Regions from separate parts of the Homo sapiens genome. Here regions 1, 2 and 4 are each linked to region 3. The links are chromatin contacts, found by Hi-C or POLR2A ChIA-PET in ENCODE. All regions are on one chromosome and are shown on one strand. The core of a region is the stretch at or near the end of the contact, and the rest is flanking DNA. Distances in the headings are between cores, read along the strand shown.

Region 1 (5,845 bases), core at 372-2,871, 46 kb after region 3:
CAGTTTGCTACAATACAATGCATTTATAATTACAATTTTGTTAAGATATACTTGCTGCAAGTCAACCATTTTTCATTAAATAAAGATGTTCTTGGCCGGGCACGGTGACTCACGCCTGTAATCCCAGCACTTTGGGAGGCCAAGGCGGGCGGATCACGAGGTCAGGAGATCGAGACCATCCTGGCTAACACAGTGAAACCCCGTCTCTACTAAAAATACAAAAAACAAAACAAAACAAAACAAAAAACTAGCCGGGCGTGGTGGTGGGCGCCTGTAGTCCCAGCTACTTGGAAGGCTGAGGCAGGAGAATGGCGTGAACCTGGGAGGCGGAGCTTGCAGTGAGCCGAGATCGCACCACTGCACTCCGGCCTGGGTGACACAGCGAGACTGCGTCTCAAAAAAAAAAAAAAAGAAAGAAAGAAAAAGATGTTCTGAAAGAAACTCCAGGATGAGCAACTGCCTTCAAGGGCAGAGGTTTTAAGTTGCCAATAAAATAAAATAGTGACAAGTAAACACTGCGCCTCATCAAGAGGAGCAAGGCAGCTTCTGTTGTGTAGCCGATGTTCCCATTTTCAGAACGTAGATGTAGGTGAGTGAGAAGAAAGAGGATATATAAACCGTCTTCCAGCTCAAATTTGAAATTAAAAGAAAAAAAGACCTAAAAGAGGGGGCCTGCCCTCCACCAACAAGGCAGCAAACCTTGCAGCCTGTGGGGCTTCACCATAGCACAAACCAAGCACCTTTACTTGCAGCTCTCTAAGGGCCCAGATTTGAGTTTTGACTCAGAGAAGAGAGAGCAGAGGTCTCTAGAAATGCCTGTTGGGTTTGAAGAATGCTGATGACATTTTTGCAACTATCCTTTATCATCTGTTTTCTGTACTTCCACCACTGGCTCCACCTTTTTCTTTCTGCAGTTCAAAATCGTTCTGTGAAATATCTCCTCCATTTCAAATCTTGGCTCTTCACCACTCAGTTTAAGAGTAGCAAACACCTTGCAGCCTGAGGTTCCACCTTGAACATGGAGAACATTCAAACACAATATGGGGGAGGAGGCGACCTGCGTGACTTTTAACATCCCCTTCATATCCTCCCACTGGGCGCATTTTAAGCGCCAGCGCTCACCACATCCGGCTGCCCCACCGCCCGCGCCCGGAGCCCCAACATTCCCAGTCCTCTCCCTTCTCTCACTTCTAGGTCAACAAATATTTTAATAGGTCCTTTTGAACAGATGTGGCCTGTAGATGTATGCAATGACCCCATCGGAAATAATTTGGGGTGAAGGGGGAAGGCGACCTTCCTCTCCAGGAGAGCCTTTATTGTATAATCTCTAGTTAATGAGCCTCTCTCTGGGCCTCAAACCGGGCGAGTTATTATCCGTGTCTGCAAGTCTGGAGAAGAGGCTAAGAAGCAAACCTCCTGGGTGTCCGGGACCACCGGCCTTAGCCTTCTCCAAGCCCAGGGCAGGGCGAGAAGAACATGGCCCGGTTCCCCTCGGGGTCTCTGGCCCAGCTGCGGAGGGGGAAAGGTGATCGATCTTGCTGGGGGCCACCGCTAGCCCACCGCTTCCTGCCGCGACCTGCCGCGGCGGCCGGAGCCCGGGAGCTTCCCATTGGCTCACGGGCCGACGCCATGCAGTCTGGGGGGGCGTGGCCGGGCGGCGGGGCGTGGCCAGGCGGTGCGGGGAACTGCGGAGAGAGGAGAGGAGAGGAGAGGAGGGGAGGGGAGGGGAGAGGAGTGGAGAGGAGAGGAGGGGAGGGGAGGGCAGGGGCGGGGCGGGGCCGGGCGGCGGGGGCGCACACCCCAATCTCCCTAGCGCTGTGGGGGTGGCTGCAGCTCCCCGCGCGCTCCCTCCTTTGGGGGGGTTTCTGGGCTCGTGACTTTTTTTTAAATAAAGAATGAGCGGATGCCCGTGACAAGTTAATAGCTCTCGCCGCGCTCTAAAGTTAAGTTGTATCTCCTTCCCGCCGCGAGTCTCCTTCCACAGACCCGCCGGAGCTGCCGGGACGGGCGCTGCGCGGGACTGGGCGTTAGGTGCTCCCGGCTGGTTCCGGCGAGCAGCCCCCACCCCTCGCCCACGCTCGGGGTTAGAGACCCCAGCACCCCACGCAGACGGCCCGGGCTTAGACCTCTCCACGTCGCTGTGGCGCGCGCCCCGCCAACACCCCCACCCCACGCGCAGCCCGTGTCTTCTTTACCCCCGCGCACTTAACGCAGGGCGCACGCACGCATCCCGGCCCCCTCACACTCACACTGCGTCTTCTGTCACACCCCCTGTCGCACACACACTGTTCTCTGACTCCCACCATCTCCTGTCTCACACCCACTCCAGTTTCGTGTTGAGCGGCCGCCAGTTCTCCCTCGGTCGCGCCGGCGCACGCTCGTCCCCTTCTGCCCCGGAGCCCGCCCGCGCCGCACGGTGGCCCCTTGCGCTGGCCTGATCGTGGGAACCAGGCGGGGCCCCAGCGTCCCTGCCCCTGCCCGGTCATCCATCTCCCTCCCGGTCGGCCAGCCGAGACTTCAAAGGCGCCTCCTCCGGCCGGGCCTGCCAAACCCCGACGCAGCCTGGATGTGGGCCGGGGGCGCTCCCCGGCGGGGGGAGGCCGGGCCAGGGCGCGTCTGGGGCCGGCTCCGTCCTTAGTGCGGCGGCGGCGGACTCCAGAGCTGACCGCGGGGCCACCCCCGCCGCGGCCGGGCCACGCGCGGGCCACCCGGGAGCTTCTACCAGCCCAGCGAGCACGCGCCGGCGGGAGGGGGGCCTCATTTTCATGGCAAGGGAAATCCGGATAAGGATGGACTCCTTTCGGAGGAGAATGGGAACGCGCTAGTCCTGGTGCCTGACCCTCTCTCCTAAAGAAAATGAGTCTCCCCTGGAGCTTAAGCCATATTTCCTTCGCCTCCTTTCCTCCTTCCCATTCGGACACCCCTAATTGACAGGCTCTAATCCTCGGATCAGAACTACTTCTGCCTGGAAGATTTGGCCGGCTTTTCCTTTTCTCTCAGCGTTCCTGCAAAGCCAATTCGTTCTGAGCTGCACTGATGGCGGGCTGAGGGAGGAGGGCTACTTCCAACTTCTGGCACCACCTGGGTGGTCGCCGTAACCGAGTGATTCCTTTACAGCTATTTATAATCCTTAACTTTATGAAGGTTCTTTTGCTTAGAAGAGTTAAAGAAGGTTTAAGTATTCTATTTTGGCACTGATGTGGGGCATAGTCACTGAATGATATTTATCTATATTCAACTAGACTATGAATTTTTTGAGCATAGGGGTGTGTTAGTTCGCAGGCCGCAGATTCTAGCATAGGGCATGGCAAATAAATTGTAGCTGTGCAATCAATTATGTTGAATTCAAATGAACCAGCTTTTTGCATGGAGCTTTCCAAACACTTTATCATACTTAAAAATGTTATGTAAAGCTTTCCAAGAAGGAAGGAAAACAGAAGGAGAAAAAGAAACGGAGGATGCAAGAAGGAATCCCAGAATCATTTCAGATCCTTTGAAAGAAAGAGGTTAGATTTAAATCTCAAAGCTAAACCAGACAGATCTGCATATCTGAGAACACAGAAGCCCTAAAACCAATATTAAACATCATCTCAAGTTCATAGTGTTTTCCTGGCTAACAATGCTAGCTTCTCTTAATGTAAGTCTCTAACTTTAAATTGTCCTTATTACTTTTTCTGTCGTGTCTTGAGCTATGAACACAAGGCTAGACTGGACACAGATTGTTCAAATCTAGAAATTGGCAACTTAAGATTTTTATCTGTTAGCCAGCTTTTATCCCATTTAAAGGAAAGGAAGGAGTTAGCATAACCATATTAACTGTTTAGAAAAATTGGTGGCAGTATGGAGGATTCAGTAAAGTGCCTCCAGAGTAACCCGTGGCGGGACATCAATGAGCATTAATATCCTTCTGTAGATCATCTACAATGTAGACAAATGTTTTCATCCAACAATACATTTTTGAGACACATCCATTTTGAGACGTGTAGGGATATACCATTGAATGAATATACCAGAATGTATTTATTCATTCTCCCATAGGGACATTTAGTAGGCCTTTTTTTTTTTTTTCTACTAAAAATAATGTAGTGACATCTTTGTGGTGGTGGTCCCCTTGTTTGCAGATGAAAGTGTTTTCTCTTACTTTTGTCCCTAGAAATGAAATTGCTGGGTTGTAGGGTTACATACTTTCATCTTTACTAGATATCAATCACCAAACTATTCTTCCAAGTGGTTGTAACAGTTTATTCTCTTAGCAGTATGTCAGCCACCTGCTTTCCCCTCATCCCCAGCAATACTTGGCATTGAGAGGTGACAGCATGCTGGCAGTCCACACAGCCCTCGCTCGCTCTCGGCGCCTCCTCTGCCTGGGCTCCCACTTTGGCTGCACTTGAGGAGCCCTTCAGCCCGCCGCTGCACTGTGGGAGCCCCTTTCTGGGCTGGCCAAGGCCGGAGCCGGCTCCCTCAGCTTGCGGGGAGGTGTGGAGGGAGAGGCGCAGGGGGCAACCGGGGCTGTGCACGGTGCTTGCGGGCCAGCACGAGTTCCGGGTGGGCGTGGGCTCACGGGCCCCGCACTAGGAGCAGCTGGCTGGCCCCGCAGGCCCCGGGTAGTGAGGGGCTTAGCACCTGGGCCAGCAGCTGCTGTGCTCAATTTCTCGCCGGGCCTTAGCTGCCTTCCTGCGGGGCAGGACTCAGGACCTGCAGCCCGCCATGCCTGAGCCTCCCCCACCTCCATGGGCTCCTGTGCAGCCCGAGCCTCCCCAGCGAGTGCCGCCCCCAGCCCTACGGCGCCCAGTCCCATCGACCACCCAAAGGCTGAGGAGTGTGGGCGCACCGTGCGGGATTGGCAGGCAGCTCCACTTGTGGCCCTGTGCGGGATCCACTGGGTGAAGCCAGCTGGGCTCCTGAGTCTGGTGGGGACTTGGAGAACCTTTATGTCTAGCTAAGGGATTGTGAATACACCAATCAGCACTTTGTATCTAGTTCAAGGTTTGTAAACACACCAATCAGAACCCTGTGTCTAGCTCAGGGTTTGTGAATGCACCAATCGACACTGTATCCAGCTACTCTGGTGGGGACTTGGAGAATCTTTATGTCTAGCTAAGGGATTGTGAATACACCAATCAGCATTCTGTATCTAGCTCAAGGTTTGTAAAGACACCAATCAGCACCCTGTGTCTAGCTCAGGGTTTGTGAATGCACCAATTCACACTCTGTATCTAGCTACTCTGGTGGGGACTTGGAGAACCTTTGTGTTGACACTCTGTATCTAGCTAATCTAGTGGGGATGTGGAGAACCTTTGTGTCTAGCTCAGGGACTGTAAACGCACCAATCAGCACCTTGTCAAAACAGACCACTCCGCTCTCTGTAAAATGGACCAATCAACAGGATGTGGGTGGGGCCAGATAAGAGAATAAAAGCAGGCTGCGGCAGCCAGCAGTGGCAACCCGCTGGCGTCCCGTTCAACACTGTGGAAGCTTTGTTCTTTCGCTCTTTGCGATAACTCTTGCTGTTGCTCACTCTTTAGGTCCACATTGCCTTTATGAGCTGTAATACTCACTGCGAAGGTCTGCAGCTTCACTCCTGAAGCCAGCGAGACCACGAACCCACCGGGAGAAATGAACAACTCCACACGCGCGGCCTTAAGAGCTGTAACACTCACGGCAAAGGTCCGCAGCTTCACTCCTGAGCTAGCGAGACCACGAACCCACCAGAAGGAAGAAACTCCGAACACATCCGAACATCAGAAGGAACAAACTCCAGACGCGCCACCTTAAGAGCTGTAACACTCACCGCGAGGGTCCGCGGCTTCATTCTTGAAGTCAGTGAGACCAAAAACCCACCAAT
Region 2 (6,150 bases), core at 2,251-4,750, 39 kb before region 3:
GTTGCACTACAGAGCCTTGCAGATAAAAGATGAATTGTAGACAGCCAAGTTACTGGCTCAGCCAGTCGCAACACAACACAAAACAGGTGACTATAAAAACCATCTCTGTTTCTCTCCAATACACCATACTCCCTCTTCCAACACACACACACATACACAATTGGGGTGGTGGTGGTTGTGAATGTCTATATAATGCTAAGATCATCATTGCAGAAACTCCTGATGTGTGTATGCAGGAGAATAATCATTGAGAATCCCCTCCACCCATGGCAAAATCAGAGCACACAACACTGAAAATCCAGGTGCCAATTCAAACTGTAAGGATATTCTGAAAAATCTCAATATTTAAATTTCTAATCAATATTAAAGACTCTGAGCAAGCCTCTAGCTCTTTGATTAGGAAATGCTTTTAAAAGACTGTAGATATGGCCATGCAGGGTTATTTGGAGAAGTATCAACTAGTTTCTTTTCTCCTTTTTCCTTCCTAAGGATTTTGAGACCGTTTAGATAAAGTCTAATGCTTTGAAGATGGAAGTTCGAGTTGTTTTGTGAAAAGGAAGTTGTACGAGGTGCTTTTGTCAGGTTAATTAACTGTAAACTCTGAACTCTTTCTGAATCAGAGGCCAGCAGTCTCAAGACAATCATACTTTGCATGGGGTGTGCAAGAAAGCAGCAATATCTGAAAAAGCAAGAGATGGCAAGACTTACCTTGAAATTTAATCAGGGGAAAAATCCTAATGGATTCTCCTTGTATGACACTGACATAGAGGCATGAGAATATACTTATGTCAAGGATTGTAACTGAAAATAATTTGCAGGTGAGGATTGTTTGTTTGTTTGAGACAGGGTCTCACTGTGTTGCTCAATCTGGCGTGCAGGAGTGTGATCACAGTTCACTGTAGCTTCAACCTCCCAGGCTCTGGCGATCTTCCCCACCTCACTCTCCCAACTAGCTGGCACTACAGGCATGCCCCACCATGCCCGGCCAATTTTTGTGTTTTTTGTAGAGATGAGGTTTTGCTGTGTTGCTCGGGCTGGTCTCAAACTCTTGGGCTCAAGCTGTCTGCCCACCTTGGCCTCTCAAAGTGCTGGGATTATAGGCGTGAGCCACTGCGCCTGGCCTGCAAATATAATGAACTGGACTTCAAACACTAGACCTGATTCTCTAGTAAAAAGAAGTACAAATATATCCCATCCTACAAAAATCCTAACATGTTGAATCTCTGTTTTAGGAGTTACCAATACATATTAAAGAAGGATACTTGACTAAAAACCTTTTGAAATGACTAAATAACTAATCAGGGTGCTTGATGTTAGAAGACCCTGTTTATGAAGATTTAATCATATACAAAGGTGATAATTGTTGAAATGATGAGAAAATAAAAAGCAGATATATCTCAGGTTTTAAAAATCATAAATTCTGTATAACTTCCGAGGAGCATAAATTGTACAGAAAAGTAGTACAGCTGGAAACGTTGAGGCCTAAGAAATCAATCAACGAAAACAGCCTGAACAAAGCAGATGATAAGGAAGAATTGAACTTGACACAGATACATTCAACACAGAAAGGTACTGATTCAAATGGCACCTGGAGCTTACGGATGGAATCCAGAGAACCAAGGAAGAATGAAATGCCGAGTTCAAGACTAAATCGTCACTGATATGGTCTTAAAGAATCCTTTTGCTAGCAGTATACGCTGTTTAATTGAGTGACTACGTTCTGGGAGATCCTAGCATTTCCAAAAAGCACACTGGTGTTTTGTAGTTGGTCTGTGGGGTTAATCTGATAGGTAGAAGCAGGGATGTGACTCATCGTGGATGGGCTCTATCTGAAGCAGGACATTTTGTTTACAACATTTATCATTTGCTATTGCAGTAGCAAAGACAGTTAGTGAACACAGGCTTATCAAAAAACTAGAAGAAAAATATAACAGTGCAATTCCGGACTATTCAAGAGAACTTCTCTCAGTCTGACTGGCTGATTAACTAAAAAATGGCTATCTATCTTTTACTCAATTTTAATGAATATTATTAAAAGAAATACCACAAATTAAAATCAACAACAGTTAAAGTGATACTCCGTAAGACTTAGAATTATAAAATTTGTCCCTGGGATATTGAATTTATTGAAATAATTGTTCCCACTTTCCCCTCACACAACTCTTACTAGCAAAAACTGCAATCTGTGAATCATTAGGATCAGAAAACTGACTGATGAATCAAATTTTGTAAATGTTTACCCAGAGAAGAAAGAATTGATCCCAATGAAAATTTAAATAAAATTTTAAAAGGAAAAACTGGAAATTGTTAAACTGTTCAAGAAACCAATCAAGATTTAAGAAAAATTGCTTCAGAAAACATTTTTTTACAAAAATGCATTAATGTTACTGTTCCCATTTGAAGGTTTGTTTTCATAACCTCAGCCTCAAAACACCTTCAAAGAATGTTCAGTCAAAAGAAGTCAGTATCAAATATATTCTGAAACCCCTGAATCTGGTATGTGGAATTCAATTTATGCCATTTTATCTCCCGACTTTTGCATATATTGTTCTCCCTGCCTCGAATTCCTTTCTCTGTTTTGTATTCTAAGACAACTCAAGATTTATGCTGCAAGACTCAACTTACAAAAATTGCCTACAGATTGGACCCTCCTAACCTTTGGGCAGAGTTAGATACTTTTACACTGTATGTTTTTGTAAGGCTCCTGCATGAATATTCTATCATATCACTATAATTTCTTGATTATAGGGCTGTCTCATGTACACTAGATAGGAGATTTCTCTAGGGCATGGCTCATGTTCTAGTCCATTTGTTATGAAATCTCTGGCACATAATAGACATGTAATTAATTATTGCTGAATAACTGAGTGGACATGTAAGTGAGGTCTCTATGCTACTCACTCATTTATTTCTCTTGTCCTTTATGAACAAAATCATCAAATCTGCACCGCAACTTTAAAGATGTATTTAAGAAAAAGTTCTCTCCTATACATTCAGATTAGTACTAAACATGTATTTTGTGATGTCTCTCTATTAGCAACACCCCTTCCTTTTCTCCTCCTCCCTATCTATCATCAAGAAAAGCAGTGCATTAATGGGAATCCACTTGAGACTGGGATGGCCGGCTCAGGACCTCTTCTCTCTGGGTATTGGTGGGGGCATCCCTAGAGTGTGGGAGCACTTTCTGGGAGGTCCAGAGGTTAGGTCAACCAAGGGCTTTTTCTTTCCATCCCTTCTCAATTTGACTCTGGATTCAGCTGAATATAGTTAAAGGATTAATTGCCATCATTTTGTTCCCTAAATTAAGAGTCATTGTGGTAAGAACCAAGCATAGCAATATGGGCCAACCACAAAGAAATAAATTACTTTGTAAGTTTCAAAAGATTTTCACCAAATTACTGCCCTGTGCAAATGATGTTGGGGGGAAAATTTTGTTTGAGAAACATTTTCTTTTGTGACTATAATAAGGTATGTGTACCCCTGCTGAGATATGAGTCACATCCCCTGTGTTAGGAAACTGTGGATAGTTTTTGTGGGTTTGGGGTTTTGTATTAAATTTTCAGTGCCTCATGTTTCCTATGACTGATGAATGGATCATCACCTGACTCATAGGCTCTTTTGCTATGGATCACCGAAGTGCAGCTTTTAAAATTCAGTAATGTGGCACCCAGCTGCTCAGAGTTTTAATATGGAGCGAGTAACACCGGAAACATGTAACCAGTGCTTTGAAATGTACATTTCTGAAGTCACCTCTTCCCAGCTTTTTGCAGAATTATAATTAAACTGGTCTAGACTAGTTTGCAACTCCTATTTTTAGAGACCTACAGTGCCCCTTTTTTGGTCTAAGTAGGGATACAATAAACATATGGGTTTGTTTTTTCCAGATTAAAGACATGCCACTGACCTCAATTTCAGCATTCTAAAAGTGAACATTTATTTATTTATTTATTTATTCAACAAATACTTACAGGATGTCTACCTTGTATTCCACTTATGGAGATAGTGGTACTTATTTAGATAGCCCAGTGTGACTGAAGTTCAGATTATGGGAATTTGTAGGGAGAGTATAAGGGATAAGATTGGAAAGAGCAGTCAAGAGCTAGATCTTAAAGAACCTGTGTGCCAAGCTACAGAGTTTGGGCTTTATCCTGAGATCCAGGAGGAGCCCTGAATTGTTTCCACAGAGGGGTGAAATGAGACCTTTTGCACCAGAGTTGAGGAGAAATTAGATGAGGGCAAAGTAAGATGTGGAAGGCAGACCAGTTAGGAGCCTATCATCGTCATCCAAGAGGCAGATGGGGTACAGCCAGAATGAAAGCAAGATCAGTGGGCATAGAGCTAGAACTAATAGGACCTGGCAATGAATCCTGGACTGTGGTTTAGAGTCCTGGCAATCAGACTCTTAATGTTGGAGCCCAACCCCCATCACCACCCCAAAGGCAGAATCCTTGGTTCTCCTCTTTTCTCTGGAAACACACACTTCCTTGCAATCACAACCAATTTCAGGATGACACTCAAATTTATATCTCCAGCCCAGGCATCTCTGAACTCTAGACTTGAATATTCAACAGTCTATGCAACACCTCTATTTGGATGTTTAGCAGAGCTATTCAACATACTATAACCCAATCTGAATGGGAGACCTTCCCTGAAACTTGGCTTACCTTCAGTCTTCTCCATTTTTGTTAGTAGCAACTCCACTTTCAATTGCTTACATCTGAAACTTTGATGTAATGGTGACTCCTATGTGTGTGTGTGTATATATATGTGTATATATATGTATATATATATGTGTATATATACGTATATACATATATACACACATATATACATATATACACACATATACATTTATATATATATATTTCACATTCAGTCCATCAGCACATGCCCTTGGTTTTAACTTTAAAATCTACAAAGAATCAGATCCCTTCTTCCCACCTCCACCACTACCACTCTAATCAAAGCTACCACCATCTTACTCCTGGATTAGTATAATAGGCTCCTAACCTGTCTACCTGCTGCTCCCTGGCCCTTGCAGTCTATTCTCTACACAGCAGCCAGAATGATGCAACACCCCCGCCAACCTGTTATTTGAAGCTTTTCGAGCATACAGAAAACTTGAAAGAACAATACAATATAAAATGTCTTTTGCAGCTTCTTTTTCTGATCCAAGATCCAATCAAATGCAATTTGATCACATTTGATTGTTGTATATTTTTAGTCTTTCTTAATCTAGAATAATCTTTCTTCTTTTTAAATGACATGTACTTTTTCATATAGAATATCCCACACTTTCTGAATTTGTCAGTTTCCTCATATATTATGTTGTATAATTCATATTGCATCAGATCAAGAGGCACATAATGTCAGGTTGTCCTAATGCTTATGATGCTGTTTGATCACCTGACTAATGAATCAACTCACCAGAGTTCTCCATTGGGAAGATAAATTTTCCTCTTTGTAATTAGTAAGAAATTCATGGGGTGATACTTTGACACCTTTCAAATATCCACGATCTTTTACCCAATGGTTTTGCTATCTACTAATAACCTTTTCTAGATTATTTATTATACTGGAAGTTGCAAAATCATGACTTTAAAATATTCTCACTCCTATTTTGTAACAGACGTTTTAGTAAAAAATCGCCTTCCTTATTTTTCCCTTTCTTCTCTTCTACCCTTTCCTGCTGCCCTCCTTCTCCTCCTCCTCCTTCTCCTGACTCTCACGGTGGATTCAATGTCCACTCAATTTTAATTCAATGTGTTATCATCAACTACCACAGAATGATTTATTTAAAATGTATACAGATCATGTTCTATTCCTCTACTGAAGCCTCATCAATGACTTCCCCCTTCACTTGAAGTAAACATCTAAGTCCTTACAGTGGCCTGCGAGGTCCTGCATGATCCAGTCTCCAATTCATCTCCCGCCTCACGTTTTGCTCACAGCTCCAGCCATCTGCTCTCCCGACTGTTCCTCAAACACTCCACGTTTGGTCCTGCCTTGGGGTCTTTGGCTCCACCACACCCTCTCTCAGTAATGCTTCTCCTCTAGATATTCCCGTAATATTGTTCCTTATCATTTTCAAATTTTTTCTTAAACCCACCTGACTAGCTATTTTTAAATTTTTTAAGTCAATACTCCCCA
Region 3 (5,721 bases), core at 1,873-4,372:
GGTAATTATAAAGAAAAGAGGTTTAATTGGCTTACGGTTCTGCAGGTTGTATAGGAAGCATAGTGGCATCTGCTTCTGGAGAGGCCTCAGAAGCTTCCAATCATGGTGGAAAGCAAGGGGAGAGCAGGTGTCTCGCATGATGGAGGCAGGAGCAAGAGCAAGAGCAAGATCAAGACCGAGGAGGTGCTACACACTTCTAAACAACCAGATCTCACAGAACTCACTCACTAGACAAAGACAGTACCAAGGTGGGTGGTGCTAAACCATTCATGAGGGATCTCCCTTATGATCACATCATCTCCCACCATGTCCCACCTCCAACACTGGGAGTTACATTTCATTATGAGATTTGGGTGGGGACACACATCCAAACTATATCATATATCCTCTTTGATTTATATGATACAAGCTACAAATTGCCAGCCAAAAAATAGTTGAGCCAAAGTATCCTTCCCAATATGACTGATTTAAAAGGAACAGAGTGCCTCAATTTAATGTGCTGCATTATGACATAACTTCTTATGAAGTCCAGATTTCTCACACTTGCATATCTCTAAGAAAAAAAGAAAACTTAATTTTATGAGTGATACCAAGCCAGTTAAAAGAAAGCTAATTATATTAGTTTCCTGTGGCTGCTGTAACAAATTCTCACAAATCGGGTCACTTAAAACATCAGAAATTTATTTTTGTACAGTTCTGGAGGCCAGAAGTCCAAAATACTTTGACCAGGTTTAAGCCACGATGTCAGCAGGACTGCATACCTTCTGGAGGCTGGAGGGAAGAACCGTCTGCCTGCCTGTTCCAGCTGCTGGAGTTGCTCTCCTTGCTTCCCTTGGCTCATGAACTTTTCCTCCATCTTCAGAGCCAACAGCGTAGCATCTTGTTTCATTGCCTTTTCTTCTGTCTCTCGTCAAATCTCCCTCTATTTATTTATTTGTTTTGATAGAGTCTTGCTCTGTCACCCAGGCTGGGGTGCAGTGGCACAATCTTAGATCACTGCAAACTCCGCCTCCCAGGTTCAATCAATTCTTCTGCCTCAGCCTCCCTAGCAGCTGGAATTACAGGCATGCACCACCACGCCAGGCTAATTTTTGGTATATTTTTTGTATTTTTAGTAGAGACAGCGTTTTACCATGTTGGCCAGGCTGGTCTCAAACTCCTGACCTCAGAAGATCCACCCACCTCGGCCTCCCAAAGGACTGGGATTACAGATGTGAACCACTGCCCCCAGCCAAATCTCCCTTTTAAAAGAATATTTGTGATTTCATTTAGGGCCCATCAGGATAATCCAGGATAACCTCCCCATCTCAAGAAACTAAACTTAATCCCATCTGCAAAGTTCTTTTTATCATACAAGGTAACTTTCACAGGTTCCAGGGATCAAGACCCAGGTCACTTGTTGGGGGTTATTATTCAACCTACCACAGTGATAAACACATGACTTAAATAGCAGGCTGGTGGCTTGAAGTTCTAGTTTTAAACTGGGAATAAGATAGAGGTAATTACACTAATAATTGCCAACTTTCTAAAATCTGAATGCCTGAGAAATACAGATAAGTAAAGCAAAAAGCAGTTATGACTACCTTTTTGATAACCTTAAGTCATCACATATCCACTTCCTTATCTTGAAAATAGAAAAACAGACACCAGGTATCTCTTCTATTATTCCTAATGTCAAAATAGAAATATTTGCAACAGGCTTGCCGTCGCCAGTTGTAATCACTAATATAATTGAGGATGCAACCATTTCTTCCTCTTTTTTGTTCTCCAAGATCAGAAATCTCTATAAGATTACTATTTGGGCTTTCACAATCCACTATTTATATCGTTCTCAGTAGTAGATGGGGAGGATGAAAGGACAGGCAGGTCCAATTTCCCTTCCTCTTTAACTTGAATATATGATAGTTTTACTTATTTGTCACTCACTCCCATTTTAAAACATTTTTATTAAATGTGGGTGATAGACTGTACTTAAAACTTTGCTTTTCATTTCAGCCTCTGCTATGTAAATCAAATTAATGATGGACCCAGTTAGCTGAATAGTTAGAAGAAAACAGATTTTGTGGAACATTCAAAAATTTCTTGCTTTTTGCAAACAGTGCAGAAGAATGATTAACAATAAACACTGTTGCATACTCCATAAACTCAGTATGTACTTGATTTGGTAAGTTGGCCCTACCAACTATTCTTGATTCATGCTCATGAATGCTGAGAGATTTAACTTTCCTCAGTCTGGTTTATAACTCCTCAGGGAAAAAACTTAGACAGTTATTGCTATATGTTGAAAACTACAATTGGAGCCTTCATTATCTGCCGCCCACCCCCAACCACAACTTAATAATATGTAAAAGAGATGGATCTTTGAGCAAAAGATTTCTAAGAACTTTCTAAACTGTAAGTTTTATGATTATCTGTTTTCATGTTTGTTGACAAAAACAAAACAAAACAAGAGAAGAGAAACAATGATGAACACACATTTCTTCTTTGTGTGTGAACCACTTGCCTTTGTTTTGGCTTGGAATGGTCACTCTTGATGACAGATCCAGCCTCATATGTCACATTCTTGCCACTGTCTCTACACTTTCCATTGAGATTGTCATTGACAGAGTGACATACCTGGGAACCGCACCAGTTCCCAGAACCATAATTCTAAATTCTGCCAGACCATCCTGCAGTCTCTAAATTCCAATGGACGTTTTGTAAGGTGAGAAACCCTCTCTCCTTGAGATTTGTTTACTTTGCAGTTAGTGATGGTAAGGGAGTCCTTTGCAAACCATTTGCTTGGAATTTAAATGTATAGTATTGCTGACAGAGTGCTGAAAATTCATCACATGGTGTACTTAGCATTTTCTTTCTCTAAGGGTATGGAATGGGGGTGTCCCTTCCCTGCTGTCCCTCCCAGTTATTCTGGCTATGAGCAGAGTATCCCTATGATGACTCAGCCCAAGCCCTGCCATCCTCTGCTGCCATCCAGAAACTGGCTCACAAGGGCTCCCTCACCACGGGTTTGTTTGGAGGGCTCACTTCCAAAACAAAGATTAAAATGCCTTTTCTCTTTAATAGTCTCACTGAACACTATTGCTTGTTAATGTTCAGACACTAATAGCACTGGAAAGAGTCGTTCCTTGTGTCAACTCATCAAGTAGTCTAAACAAGCCTGTTGGAGGCTGGCCAGTTCTGGCCAGTCATTGACCACAGACATGATCTAGAAGGCTATTACAACTTGTGGAAGTGAGAGGTAGCTCTGCTTCCTGTCTAGCCCACTTCCCAGGGATTCTCCCCAGAACCACTGGACTTTGAGGCCAGTGGGGGTTGATACTCAGCTATAGACTTCAGATATACCTTATTTTTTAGCACGAAAATTGAGATGTGTGTAAAAGCTTCAGAAAGGCCAGAAAGAAGAGGATTATCTGAAGTGATGCTTGGCAGCTGGAAGTTTATAATTTAGTTCTGTGGTTAGAGAGTACTGATAGTTTTTGTCTTACTTGTGTTTTTGATGAATGGGTGGATTTGTGAGAGTTCTCTTTTTTGGATGATTGTGGTGCTTGTTCAGGGATATATCTCTGGTCTTCTTTGGATTTGCCATGTTTATCCCAGCCATATACTTCCTCTACAAAAAGAGCTTTATGATTATTTCACATCAATAAGATGTGTGAAGATAGGTGAAGAAAAATCTTCAAATATGCCCTTCTTGCAGTAGCAAAGAACAAATGAAAAGAAAGTAAAAGATTATATTGGGAAATGTTTGCCATGTTGTGTTTGCTTTCTAACCCTGGAGTATTCCTCAGGGCAGGGGAAAATGTGGTTATACATGTTACATTGCATCTGAGATCTAATTCTTGCCTCATTATTTATTTATAAACCTTTTATTAATCATTGACTCTGTGCCAGGAACCATGCTAGATGCCAGAGATTCAAAGATGAAACAACCTGGTCCTTCCCTCTCTGGAGTACACACACTTGAAATGAAACAATTGCTGTCTATGATGGAGGGATGTAGACAGTATGAAACAGAACACCTAGGAGAGCCTGGGATGACTTGATTAAGAAGTTTCTATTTGAACTGAAACTTGAAGGACTATGGGGATTTGTTGGACAAAAAAAATCAAGAGAATGGAAAAAGGGTGAGTGAGGCCGCAGCCAGAGCTACAGAGGCACTAGAGCAGGGGTGGGCATGGAGACCAAGGGAAATCCAGGTCCTCTCCTCTCCTGGGCAGAGGCTTGGAGGGAGACAAGACTAGATAGACAAGCAGGATCCAAGTCATTCAGTGCTTTGTAAATCACATTTAGATTTTACTCTTCATCTAATGGTAGATGACTGAAAAGTTCCAAACAGCAGTGACATGATCAGATTTGCAGGTGAATAAAAAATCACAATGAATGTATATACAATGGGATCCACTTGTCATCTGGCATCTGGTCATTATAGCTGATCAGGACATAGAGAAAAAACTATCTTTCTCTCCATCTGTCTTTCTTTCTCTATCGTGATCCATAATGGATTTAAGAAGGTTTTCAAATCTTACTTCCAGGTTTATGCAAGCCATGGAGAAGTTTATTGAGGCTTCCCAACATTTTATCTTTGTGTTGGTGTCACTAATTCTTTTTTCTCTTGATGCTTTCTCCCCAGAATCCTATGATGCCTTGCTATTTTTGAGCACTCAGTGATTTAAGGTTTTTTTTTTTTTTTTTGAGACAGAGTCTCACTCTGACGCCCAGGCTGGAGTGCAGTGGCACGATCTCGGCTCACTGCAAGCTCCACCTCCCGGGTTCACGCCATCCTCCTGCCTCAGCCTCCTGAGTAGCTGGGACTACAGGCGCCCGCAACCACACCCGGCTAATTTTTTTGTATTTTTAGTAGAGACAGGGTTTCACCATGTTAGCCAGGATGGTCTAGATCTCCTGACCTTGTGATCCGCCCGCCTCGGCCTCCCAACGTGCTGGGATTACAGGCGTGATCCACTGCGCCCGGCTGACTTAAGGCTTTTAAAACTGTACTCAAACATAAAGCTGTGATAATTAAAATAATATGACATTAATACAAGATTAGAAAGAGATCAATGGAAGATGTAGTTGATTCATAATCAGTGTAAAAACTTAATAAGTTTTACACTTAATATGTGTAAAAACATAATAAGAAATAAATACCACAAATTAATATTTTATGAAAAATCATAATACAAATTATTAAGGAATAATAAAGGTCAATTTCATTAGTAATCTAAAAGGACTAATTAAAGCAAAATTAAAATAAAAGGTACTGACTATCAAGCAAGCAAAATTAAACATAATGCCTATGAGGCATAGATGAGAAAGATATTCTCTTATTCAATGAAAGGATGCAACCTTTCTCGAAAGGCTTTAATGTATTAAAATTTGAAAAAAAATGTTTATATCCAGGCCGGGCGTGGTGGCTCACACTTGTAATCCCAGCACTTTGAAAGGCCAAGGCAGGGGAATCACTTGAGGTCAGGAGTTCGAGACCAGCCTGGCCAACATGGTGAAACCCCGTCTCTACTAAATAAAAAAATTAGCCAGGTGTGGTGGCACATGCCTGTAATCCCAGCTATGTGGGAGGCTGAGGCAGGGAGAATTGTTTGAACCCAGAAGGCAGAGCTTTCAGTGAGCCTAAATCATGCCACTACACTCCAGCCTGGGCAACAGAGCAGACTCTGTCTAAACAAAACAAAACAAAACAAAACAAAACAAAAGAGAGTGTTT
Region 4 (5,789 bases), core at 1,115-3,614, 64 kb before region 3:
TGAGATAGAAACTCAGAAGGACAAAGACAACAGGTGATGAGAGAGAGAATTGTGACTGCAAAGAGTGAACATATTTTTGGAAGATAAAAAGTGGAAGGAGGAGTGAGCAAAAGTAAGAATGCTGTATACCAAGTGTGAGCAAACTGGATGCCAATGTCAAAGGAGCCAAGTCACAGCATCTAACCCCCCTAGTAAGTCTCAGCCATTGATGGTGCCTGGTCTGTGGAAGATAAGGGTGGAGTTCTGGGGAGGAATGAGGAGAATGGTTTGAAAGTCAGTATAAAGCACATTTAAACCCCTGGACCCTCTCTTCCCTCTCCTCTACCCAGGTCCAGGCAAGTGTTCCTCCTCACCCTGCCAGGATGCCAGAATCTTACTATTCTGTGGAGAAGTTGAACTGGAGTGGCTCCACAACCAGGATGCCGGCCCCAGAAGAAGTGGAGGTGCAAAAGAAAAGGGTCTGAGCACAAGTGTAGATATTGAAACATAAGATTTCTTCTCCTTCCGGGTGCGCCAACCTTATGGGTTTGGGTTATAATCCTGTGGTAGTATCATCTGACTTTTTAAAACTGTATTTTTTATTCCTTTTATAAAAATTTTACTCACACATACACATGCACACACACACGCACACATACATGTATTTTTTTTAAGAGAAGAGGAAAAGCGTTTCTTGCGGAGGAAACAGCCTGTGTGAAGATCCTAACCAGTGCATTCAGGGGAGTGGCAAAGAAGACCTGGCAGTGCAAGAGCAGCAGTAGGAGGAGGACATGGGGAGGATGAGGTTGGAGAGAGCGGGGTAAGAGGAGGACATGGGAAGATGAGGTTGGAGAGCGTGGGGCCAGATGCTGCGGGACCTTGAGGGCCATCTGAAAAGTCTGGGTTTTCTTTGAAATGTAGCCATGAAAGGTTTTTAAGCCATGGGTAACATGATCTTATTTAGGTTTAAAGAGTTACTCTAGTTGTATAAAGAATAGTTTGTCACATATTTAGCTGGGTCTTCGCATGAAAAATTATGTATCCCAGTACTTTAGAGCGGAAAGGACCTTCAAGATCATTTAGTCCAACCCTTTCTTTTAAAAGATAAGCAAACTAAGAAGCAGAAAATTTATGATTTGCCCAAGGTCACAGAGCTAATAACTATGTGAGGCTTTTAAACTAGGAGTTGCAGGGTGATAGATTATACTTTTAAGAAATCTTTCTACTCTATATTTCCTTTGGCCAGAAATGATGTCTCCCTTTTCTGAACTTTCATCTCACTTTATTTTTCTCTCCTATGGTGCTTACTCATTTATTACCTTGATCATAGTTCTTTGTGTTCTTGTCTTGTCTTATCTCCTTTATGAGACTATAAAAGCAATCCCTGGAGAGCAGGAAATATGGTCTTTACCTTACGTGTCTCTGTAGGACATTGCCTGTAGTAGGTGTTCAGTCAATGTTTGTTAAGTAAACAGATCAATGGACAGGTGATACGTGAGTGAATGAATGAATGAATGAATGAGTTCTCCATATGCTATAAATACTGAGTGTTTACTGACTGAATATGCACGTGTAGATTATACTCTCCCTGATTTATCATTCTAGGCTACTTCCTAGCTATGTTTTCATTCATTTTTCTCTTATATGTACATAATGGAAAGTGGTTATTTTTAATCAGAAGAAACGAGGTGGCCTAGAAAAATATCACATTTCTAAGTCAGGTAATTCTTTCTTCCAAGATTATCAGCAGGGAGAGCCTCTCCACACTCTCCCCTTCCTTCCCTCCCACCCTACTGGCTAGGTTTAAATGTTCTTTCTCAACACATGATCTTTTGGGAGCTTACTTCTGAATTTTTTTTTTAAAGAGATGACTGAGACTGCCCATAAGAAACTAACCAAGTGTCCGGGGTAAAACTGTGATATCACAAAGGAGAAAAATGTTTTACTTAAGGTTAAAAAAAAAAAAACACAAAAAAGCAGGGCTGTAACTATGCCCTCTCCAGCAGAGCAATATACATACATCCAATGAAAACTAATGCTGCCAATAGTGGAGAAAGCCCTGAAGGAGATTTGGGAGCCATGGGTGATGTCCCTGCCTTCGATATTGACTTGTTCAATGGCTCTGATAATTCATGAGCGCTCTCTCTCTCCCCTCACCCCTGCCCTTGGTTTCCTCATCCATAAAAGATACATAAAAATATTAGAAACAATTGGTCATAGGTCCAGTTTCTGCTACCACAAAATGACCCATTAATTCTGTCCATAAAATTGGTCAGACTGGTTTCAGGGATAATTGTTACATTTTTGGACTCACTGATTTGGCATCTTGCACATACATAGTCAGGCGCATGTTGAGAATCTTTGCCGGAGATGAGGTTATACAATGGATTTTGGCTCCCTGCATGAAGAAACAAGCTTCAGGGCATGCGATTTGATGATCTAAGGTCTCCACTAAGGCAATCGGCACTCAGAAGACAAACATGACTCATTGTGTGTGGGAACTCATTCCACTGTTCACAAACTTCGGTTTGAGGGTTGGGAAGGTCTGGAAAAGATTCTAGTGTAAAGCCTAATTCAGAAGGGTACAGATTGTTTTCTTTGTAAAGTGACACATGTCAGTATTGTGAAACAGTGGAAACTGGAAGGAAAATAAAATATTGTGTCGACTGTCACAGAGTCATCCTGCTGCCCCGGCTACAGACATCTCTTGCTTTCTACTCCTGTGCTTCACTATTACAATGAAGCCACTGTCCTCAGATAGTTCCGGCTGCTTCACCATATTAGTTATCTATTGCTAGGAAAGAAGCCACCCCAAAAGTCTGTGATTTAAAGCCACAACATTTTATTATTTGTTCATGAAATCTGTAATCTTGGTGGAGCTCAGCAGCAATGCTGCTGCTGGTCTTGCGTGGAATCACTCATGCAGGTGGCATTATGTAGAGTCTCAACTAGGCTAACTCTCAAATAATACAGAATGACTTCATTCCCATGCATGTCACCACAGCTGGGATGGCTGAAACAGCTGGGGCTGGTCCGACGTCTCTCCCTCCCTCTCTCTCACTCTCTCTCAGTGGTTTCTCCAGCAGTGCAGCCGACTACCATTACCTGGGGACCCCGGGCTCCCAAGAGTACAAAAGCAGAAACTGCCAGGTTTTCTTAAGGTTCATGTCTCAAACAGCCACAGTGTCACTTCTGCAGCATTCTGTTGGTTACAGCAAGTCATAGGCCAACCCAGATTCAAGGAGAGGGGAAACAGATCCCATATCATTATGTAAAGAGTGGCAAAGAATTTCCAGACACCTTTAATCTACCACAACCACAATTACATGGTCAGGTCTTGTGGGGTAAAGGAGCATCTAGTGACTTGCCCAAACTTCTCCCCTGCCACAGACTTCCCCTTGTTCCTCCTTGGATGCTCCCCTCTTACAATGCAGCCTTCACTCCAGGGCTCTGGGCCTGTTGCTTTTACTTTTCTGTCACTACCAGCCAACTTCTCTCTACTGACTTTCTCTCCACCTCATAGTTTTTGATTATTCACAGGCTCTGCTGCTCCATGGCATTATTGTCATATGGCTTCTACTGCTATAAAAATTAGTAGTGTACAGAAAAGGTTAACAAAGTAGGCCAGAGACTGCTAGCCTTAGGAAGACCTGCTTGCAAGGTTGATCCTTGACTGGCATCTAGCAACTTGGATTTTGAGGGGCGTATTAGTTAGGGTTCCCCAGAGAAACAAAACCAATAGGATATGTATATGTGTATATACATATACATATACAAATATATGTGCATATTTGTATACACATATACATATACTCACATATATGTATATATATGTGTACACAAATATACAAATGTATATATGTGTATATGTGTGTATTCAAATATACAAATGTATATTTATATACATTTGTAAATATATGTGTATATTTGTGTATATATATGTGTATACACATACACACATATATGTATATACACATATACACATATATGTGTATATACATATACAAAAGAGAGAGAGACTTATTATAAGGATTTGGCTCACATGATTATAAGCCAATGATGATAAGTCCAAAATACACAGGGTGGGCTGACAGGCTTGAGATCTAGAAGAGTAGATAGTGCATTTCCAGTGTAAAGGCTGGGGTGGTCAGATGTGGTGGCTCATGTCTGTAATCCCAGCACTTTGGGAGGCCGAGGTGGGCAGATCGCTTGAGGCCAGGAGTTCAAGGCCAGCCTGGCCAGCATGGTGAAATCCCATCTCTACTAAAAATACAAAAACTATCTGGGCATGGTGGTTCACGCCTATAGTCCCAGCTACTCGGGAGGCTGAGGCATGAGAATTGCTTGAAACTGGGAGGCAGAGGTTGCAGTGAGCCGGGATCACACCACTGTACTCCAGGCTGGGCAACAGAGTGAGACTGTGTCAAGAAATAAATAAATGAATAAAATAAAAAATAAAAAATAAAAATAAAGACTGGCAGGTAGAGACCCAGGAGAGCCAATTCAGTCCACAGGTGGCCTGCTAAGAATTCTCTTTTGTTCCGGGATGCCAGTATTTTTGTTCTATTCAGGCCTTCAACTGATTGAAGGAGGCCAATCCACATATTGGAGGGCAGTCTCCTTATTCAAAATTCACTGATTTAAATGTTAATCTCATCCCAAACCCCCCTCCAAGTGAATACATAAAATTAACCATCACAGGAGGGTTTTCATTATCCCCAGAAGTGATAAGAGGGCTCACTGTGCTTAAACTGTTTGTACAAGCAATGTGGTTCATGCTGGACACCTGCTTTCATGATTCCCAAAAGGAATAAGGAAAGGAATCCCCAGTCTGGAATTTTATTACATGCTAGGCAGAGAGTGCCTGTGTAATCAGCCCCCAGTAAAAGCACTGGGCACTGAATCTCTAATGAGCTTCCCTGGTGAACAACATTTCATACCTGTTGTCAGAACTTGTTGCTGCAGGAATTTATCGCATCCTGTGTGACTCCGATGGGAGAGGACTCTTGGAAGCTTATGTCTCGTTTCATCCAGATTTTGCCCCATGCACCTTTTCCTTTTGCTGATTTTGCTTTGTATCCTTTTGCTATAATAACTCTTAGCCCTGACTAGGACTCTGTGCTGAGTTCTGTAAGTCTTCCTCGCTAATTATTGACCCTGGGGATGGTCTTGGCAGTCCCCAATACAAGTAGGAAATGGGAAAATTATGTCACTAGCACAGGTCTATTCTCAATTGTTAATACAATTGAAACAAAGATGGAGATTATTTCATAATAATTAGAAGTCTTATCTGAAGGTAAGGGACTATCTATATGAGTGTAGCACTCTGCTATACACCACAGAATATTCAAAGGGTATATTAGGAACACAAATGAGTGGCCAAAGCTTTCTAGAGGGGGAGGGTTATTTGAATGAGTTGGAAAAAGGGAAAAAGGAGGTGGTGGAGCCCAGTGTTTGAGAGTTTGGACTCTGGAGACATGGCTGAGTCCTGAATAGCTGCACTGGCTACTTCCAAGTTGTTAATCAACACGAACTTAAAGCTCCAAAAGTATAACGTGGCTTAATAAAAATAATGACTAATACTTATCAAATGTGTATCACATCCTAGGAACTTTGTGTATTTACTCACTTAACCCTCATAACAATCTTATTAGGTGAGTATTATTTTAATCTCTATTTTGCAAATTCAGAAACTGAGGTCAGGAAAAAAGGTCCTGCAAATACTCACAACAGAAGAGTTTTGAGACGCTTAGCTGAGTCAATACATGCAATGCCCTTGGGAAATGTCTAGAGCATTAGAAGCATTCAAC

What was found. A loop is a pair of places that touch in the nucleus more often than their neighbours do. ChIA-PET counts read pairs that join two places held with the same protein, here RNA polymerase II (POLR2A). Pooled maps may share reads with other maps.
Region 1: a loop to region 3 is called in a map of endothelial cell of umbilical vein, with 2.6 times the contacts of the local background. The contact joins two enhancer-like sites. A Hi-C loop is called at or near these places in 1 of 168 maps with a recorded cell type or tissue (endothelial cell of umbilical vein) and 1 of 50 pooled maps. POLR2A ChIA-PET finds 5 or more read pairs at or near these places in 3 of 52 experiments (A549, HEK293 and Panc1).
Region 2: a loop to region 3 is called in a map of endothelial cell of umbilical vein, with 7 times the contacts of the local background. The contact joins two enhancer-like sites. A Hi-C loop is called at or near these places in 3 of 168 maps with a recorded cell type or tissue (PC-3, endothelial cell of umbilical vein and mammary epithelial cell) and 2 of 50 pooled maps. POLR2A ChIA-PET finds 5 or more read pairs at or near these places in 4 of 52 experiments (A549, H1, HCT116 and 1 more).
Region 4: a loop to region 3 is called in a map of PC-3, with 6 times the contacts of the local background. The contact joins two enhancer-like sites. A Hi-C loop is called at or near these places in 6 of 168 maps with a recorded cell type or tissue (DLD1, PC-3, astrocyte of the cerebellum and 3 more) and 3 of 50 pooled maps. POLR2A ChIA-PET finds 5 or more read pairs at or near these places in 3 of 52 experiments (BJ, HCT116 and activated naive CD4-positive, alpha-beta T cell).

Annotation. Positions count from the first base shown.
Region 1 is chr12:65,739,875-65,745,719 of GRCh38, forward strand. No RefSeq gene overlaps it. Among named protein-coding and RNA genes, the nearest start is that of HMGA2, 82 kb to the right of the region's middle. RefSeq lists enhancers at 1,638-2,138, 2,139-2,639 and silencers at 1,639-1,688, 5,181-5,381. Within about 2 kb of position 1,622, at least 6 of the 41 ENCODE cell types and tissues checked have a DNase peak (open chromatin) inside an H3K27ac peak, as active enhancers do; they include endothelial cell of umbilical vein, where a contact is called at or near this core.
Region 2 is chr12:65,653,516-65,659,665 of GRCh38, forward strand. No RefSeq gene overlaps it. Among named protein-coding and RNA genes, the nearest start is that of MSRB3-AS1, 14 kb to the left of the region's middle. RefSeq lists an enhancer at 2,911-4,110. Within about 2 kb of position 3,501, at least 5 of the 41 ENCODE cell types and tissues checked have a DNase peak (open chromatin) inside an H3K27ac peak, as active enhancers do; they include HCT116, PC-3, endothelial cell of umbilical vein and 1 more, where a contact is called at or near this core.
Region 3 is chr12:65,692,574-65,698,294 of GRCh38, forward strand. No RefSeq gene overlaps it. Among named protein-coding and RNA genes, the nearest start is that of MSRB3-AS1, 53 kb to the left of the region's middle. Within about 2 kb of position 3,123, at least 5 of the 41 ENCODE cell types and tissues checked have a DNase peak (open chromatin) inside an H3K27ac peak, as active enhancers do; they include HCT116, PC-3, endothelial cell of umbilical vein and 1 more, where a contact is called at or near this core.
Region 4 is chr12:65,629,352-65,635,140 of GRCh38, forward strand. The region is part of intron 1 of MSRB3-AS1 (MSRB3 antisense RNA 1); the gene reads right to left. LOC105369806 (a long non-coding RNA gene) reads left to right here. Exons shown (of 4, transcript XR_945028.3): 3 at 1-191; 4 at 330-508. Among named protein-coding and RNA genes, the nearest start is that of MSRB3-AS1, 10 kb to the right of the region's middle. Within about 2 kb of position 2,365, at least 9 of the 41 ENCODE cell types and tissues checked have a DNase peak (open chromatin) inside an H3K27ac peak, as active enhancers do; they include HCT116, PC-3, endothelial cell of umbilical vein and 1 more, where a contact is called at or near this core.